Regions from separate parts of the Homo sapiens genome. Here region 2 is linked to region 1. A link is a loop called in an ENCODE intact Hi-C map of the cell type or tissue named here. Cell type or tissue: GM12878. All regions are shown on one strand. Region 1 overlaps SPTBN2 (spectrin beta, non-erythrocytic 2). Region 2 overlaps PC (pyruvate carboxylase).

Region 1 (2,500 bases):
CAGGGTTAGAGTTAGGAGACAGACCCCCTAATAATTTGACGATGAGAACTTCAGTAAAAAGAAATATTAATTAGGCCAGGCACAGTGGCTCATGCCTGTAATCTCAGCACTTTGGGAGGCCAAGGCAGGCAGGTCGCTTGAGGTCAGGAGTTCAAGACCAGCCTGGCCAACATGGTGAAACCCCGTCTCTACTAAAAATACAAAAATTAGCCAGGCGTGGTGGCGCACGCCTGTTATCCCAGCTACTTGGGAGGCTGAGGGCTGAGGGAGGAGGATAGCTTGAACCCAGGAGACAGAGGTTGCAGTGAGCCGTGATCATGCCATCGCACTCCAGCCTGGGCAAGCCTCTGTCTCAAAAAAAAAAACAGAAGTATAAATTAGTAAAAGGTGGTAAAGAGAACTCTATAGCAGGGGTCAGAAAACTTTTTTCAGTAAAGCACCAGATAGTAAATTTTTGGGGCTTCATGGGTCGTAAGGTCTATGTCACAGCCCTTCAACTCTGCCCTTGTAAGGAAAAGCAGCTGCGGATTATATGTAAAATAAGGGGTATGGCCAGGTGTGGTGGCTCACACATGTAATCCCAACACTTTGGGAGGCCGAGGTGGCCGGATCACTTGAGTCCAGGAGTTTTGAGACTAGCCTGGGCAACATGGCAAAACCCCATCTCTACAAAAACTACAAAAATTAGCTGGGCGTGGTGGTGGTGTGTGCCTGTAGTCCCAGCTACTCAGGAGGCTGAGGTGAGAAGATTGTTTGAGCCTGGAGAGTCGAGGCTGCAGTGGGCTGTGATCGTGCCACTGCACTGCAGCCTGGGTGGCAGAGCGAGACTTGTCTCAAAAAATTTTTTAAAAAGGGGTGCAGCTGTGGTCCAATAAAAACTTTATAAGGCTAGGCAGTGGGCTGGACTTGCTGGTCCCTGCTCTGAAGAATGCAGAATGGGAAGTGTAGGGAGCAGCTGACACCTCTGGGGTTGAGGAGTCCCCCAGGAAGGAGCAAGATGGCTGAGTCTCAGACCTCCTTGGAGAGGGCGGAGGCCCACTGAATGGCCTGGAAATTTGCTGGGGTATCACAGGCCAGAGCATGTCTGAAGCCAGCAAGCCAAGGCTGGCCAGCAGGAAGTGGCCACTAGAGTGCAGCAAAACTTGCCAGAGAGTAAGAGCCACCGGATCTCTTGCGCACTGTGGACAGTTTTGCTGTAGGAGGAAGAAAAGCACCTTGGAACCGTGGAATGCCCCACATCTGCTAGGCATTGTGGTGTCCCTCCAGCGCCCTCTGCTGACAAGGCCTAGATTGTGCCTGCTGGCAAAGGAGGAATGTTTCCAGGGGCCAGTTCCAGTGTCTCAAAGCAGGGCCACGATGGATTGGGGATGGAGAGACAATGAATTGATAATGGGCACAGTTATCACACTACCCTGGATTTTTTAATTTCAATCTTTTAGATTCGCGGGTGTGGGTGCAGGTTTGTTATAAGTTATATTGTGTGATGCTGAAGTTTGGGGTGTAATTGAACCCATCACCCATGTAGTGAGCACAGTACCCAATAGGGATTTTTTCAACCCCTGCCCTTGGATTCTTGTGCATATAAAGTTCGAGATCCACTGATCCAGCCCATGAGGGGATGCTCTCCCTGGGTGAGCTGCAGTGATGAGCAGCCACAGTGGGCTGGATAGAGACTGGTTGGTGTCTCTGCTGGGCATGAAGGCGGAAATGCAGAGCTAACATGTCCTTCCTCCTGGCGGTTTGCAGATGCTGGAATGGGAGATGGCTGTGAGAGAGAAGGAGGTGGAGGCAATCCAGGCCCAGGCCAAAGCACTGGCCCAGGAGGACCAGGGTGCAGGGGAGGTGGAGAGAACCTCGAGGGCCGTGGAGGAGAAGTTCAGGGCCTTGTGCCAGCCCATGCGGGAACGCTGCCGGCGCCTGCAGGCTTCTCGCGAGCAGCACCAGTTCCACCGCGATGTGGAAGATGAGATTGTGAGTCACTGGGGCCAAGGACGGCAAGCTGCCCCCAGCCATGTGGTTCTCCAGCCTCCCTCCTGGATGCCAGGGAGATGCCAGCAGGGCTCTATTCCCTCTTCTCTTTGGCATTGACCATCTCCCCTATAGGGAGACTTGGAGATGCCTCCCAGAACCAGAGATGACTGTTCCCCACACACAGGGCGGTAGCCCCAGGTGTCCCCACTCCCACTAATCAGTCCCTGCTGCTTGCCTTGCCCTCTGGGCCTCCACTGACCCCCTCTTCCTCTTCCAGTTGTGGGTGACAGAGCGGCTGCCCATGGCCAGCTCCATGGAGCATGGCAAGGACCTGCCCAGCGTCCAGCTTCTCATGAAGAAAAACCAGGTGAGGCAGAGGCTGAAGGCAAAAGAGAAGTTCCCAGGAGCCTGCCCAGACTTGGACGTGTTTTTTCTTAAGACCAGGCCCCCCTCGATGCTGAGTGTAACCCTGGACTTCAGTGGCTGTCTTTCCTCACCTTGGGAGGGTGGGTCCTCTCAGTAGGAGATA
Region 2 (2,500 bases), 190 kb before region 1:
CAACCTTCTAGGTTCAAGCAATCCTTCTGCCTCAGGCTTCCAAGCAGCTGAGACTATCTATGGGCACCACCATGCCCAGCTAATTTTTTTTTTTTTTTTTTGAGATGGAGTTTTGCTCTTGTTGCCCAGGCTGGAGTGCAATAGCACGATCTCAGCCCACCGCAACCTCTGCCTCCCACGTTCAAGCGATTTTCCTGCCTCAGCCTCCCAAGTAGCTGGGATTACAGGCGTGTGCCACCATGCCCGGCTAATTTTGTATTTTTAGTAGAGATGGGGTTTCTGCATGTTGGTCAGGCTGGTCTTGAACTCCCAACCTTAGGTGATCCACCCGCTTCAGCCTCCCAAAGTGCTGGGATTACAAGTGTGAGCCACGTGCCAGGCCACACCCAGCTAATTTTAAAAAGTTTTTTTTTTAATTTTTTGGCAGAGACAGGATCTCAATATGTTGCCCAAGCTGATCTCAAACTCCTAGACTCAAGTGATACCCCTGCCTCGGCCTCTTAAAGTGCTGAGATTACAAGCATGAGCCACCACGCCTCACGGTGAATCTTAACAGCCTCATGCCACTCTGCAACCTCATTGTGACCTGAAGTATTTCTTCACTGATTCATTCCCTCAGACATTTATTTAGTTCTGGTCTTACGCACTGTACAGAGTGCCAGGGAGATGTGGGGACAAAAGAGACCAGGGATCCTGTGCCCAGGGCCCTAACAGTGTCTATTAAAGGAGACAAGACGGGTCAACAAATCTTTATAACATTAAATGCTCTTTGCTGAGGACACAGACGCCACGGAGACCTCATGGAGAGCCCCCTGAGCAGGACGATGGGTGGGGCACAGACAAGGACAGAGCTGAGGGAGGTGGCTGCCCGGGGAATATAGGGAAGGCATTCCTGAGCCTACTCCTATAGGATGTGGAGGAATGGGGACAAGTGACCTTCCCATGTGAGCCCTGCCCACACCCCGTGCTGCAGGGTCGGCAGGAAGCTGGCTCCTCGTGCGCCAGGGGGCAGTGTTGGCCCTGAAATTCTCACTGCTTTCCAGTGAGGCTGGGATGGAGCAGCCACCTCACTGCAGGCCCTCGGGACCCCTCACTCTGCTTTCTCTGAGACCCCCTTTGTCCCCCAGTCCACAAGTCCCGAGACCATGGCGCCAGTCGCCTCGGTGCCACCCTTTCCCCCTCGGCTGCTCCTTTGAATAGAGGGTTGCCAGGGCGATGAGGAGCCCTGCTGGCACTGTTCACTGCTGTTCGTCGCCGCAGTGCCACTTGGAGCAGCCGGCGCTCCTGGGGGCCCAGAGCCCGGACAGCTGAGCCTCGGCGAGCACCCGTGCTGTGTCTGTTTCCGTCTTTGGTATTGTCTCTCTCCTGTCTTCTGTGTCTGTCACCTGCATTGTTTCCAGCGTCCTCCCTTCTGCCCCCCCTGCCCAGAAATCTCAGCCTCAGTCTGTCCTCTCTTGGGTGCTTTGATATCAGCCGTGGCAGCCCTGAGAGCCAGGTGGAGTCGTTCTTTCATCTGTCCCTCTTGGCTGCCAGCCCTGGGGCCCGTCGGACATGTTTAGAGCAGAGCCGCCTGGGGAGAGCGGCCCCATCCGTCAGAGCTGCCACCGCCGCAGCCCCGAGTGCTCTGCCAAGAGCTCTTTCTTTCTGGTTCTGACCTGCTTTCACTGGCAGCTGTGGAGCCCAGCTGGGGCTAGGGGCACAGCCTGGTGCGGGTGCTGGTGCTGGGGGCAGCTGGGCCCATAGGAAGTAGGTGTGTGGAGCTTTGTTGGTTCGGAGGTTCCTGGGGCCTGTTTCTGAACCACACTTCTTTCTTCTCTGCCCTCTGCTGCTCTCCAGCACACCTCTGAGGATTTGCTGAGGGACCCAGGTGCTCTGCTGGGCTTTCAGAACCAACTTGCTGGCCACCCGCCCCTGAAGCAGGGCCTGGTCTTTCCCTTCCTCTGCGGCCTCTTGCCCACTGCTGCCCTCTGAGGCTGCAGGAGACGCTCTGTGAGGACAGGAATATGTAGGACGAAGCGATGTGGGGCCTCAGCTGCAGCAGCTCTTAGGTGGCGCCCTGCCCTGGTCCCCAGAAAGGCTGCTGAGCACTGGGGCCACGTTGTTGTCTGGAACAAAACTTGGGGGATGATGGCCTGACAGCAGGATTCTGTGCTCCTTCTGGTTGCAAGAGGCATCCTGGGAGATGTAGTTCAGGTCTGAAGTAGTGGGATTTCAGGGACATTTTGATGATTTATTAGACAAATTGAAACTGCCTTGGCTTATCTGGGACATGTGACTGCTGACATTGTTCGTCAGCTCTCGTTGGGAAGCTCTGAGTGCCACTGGTGGCCCTGCTGGAGGCCAGGCCAGTGACAGTTTTATCAGAAGTGGGGTTTTTGGTTTTGGTATTTTGGTTTCCAAGTGCCTGTCACACTGTGCTCCTGATGAAAGCCGTGACTTACTCCTTTAGTTGAGTGAAGAGTCCATAGGCCAACTCTGATGGGTCCGAGCTCCTGCTCTG

Evidence for each region. Hi-C counts contacts between places; a loop is a spot of excess contacts. Peaks named below come from ENCODE experiments on the same cell type or tissue, not always from the same donor. Only the 100,000 strongest peaks of a DNase experiment are listed, where the experiment ranks them.
Region 2: it touches region 1 in a loop (19-fold over the local background); 39 of 110 quality-filtered maps call a loop at or near these places.

The regions. Positions count from the first base shown.
Region 1 is chr11:66,693,610-66,696,109 of GRCh38, reverse strand. It overlaps SPTBN2 (spectrin beta, non-erythrocytic 2), which reads left to right. Exons shown (of 38, transcript NM_006946.4): 22 at 1,747-1,971; 23 at 2,249-2,338. Among named protein-coding and RNA genes, the nearest start is that of RBM4B, 17 kb to the right of the region's middle. RefSeq lists an enhancer at 793-1,293. In GM12878, a CTCF peak has its summit at 1,244 (motif pointing left); a DNase peak (open chromatin) is centred at 1,189.
Region 2 is chr11:66,881,846-66,884,345 of GRCh38, reverse strand. All of the region lies in intron 3 of PC (pyruvate carboxylase), which reads left to right. Among named protein-coding and RNA genes, the nearest start is that of LRFN4, 26 kb to the right of the region's middle. RefSeq lists enhancers at 895-1,632, 1,633-2,370. In GM12878, a CTCF peak has its summit at 999 (motif pointing right); no DNase peak of the experiment used is centred here.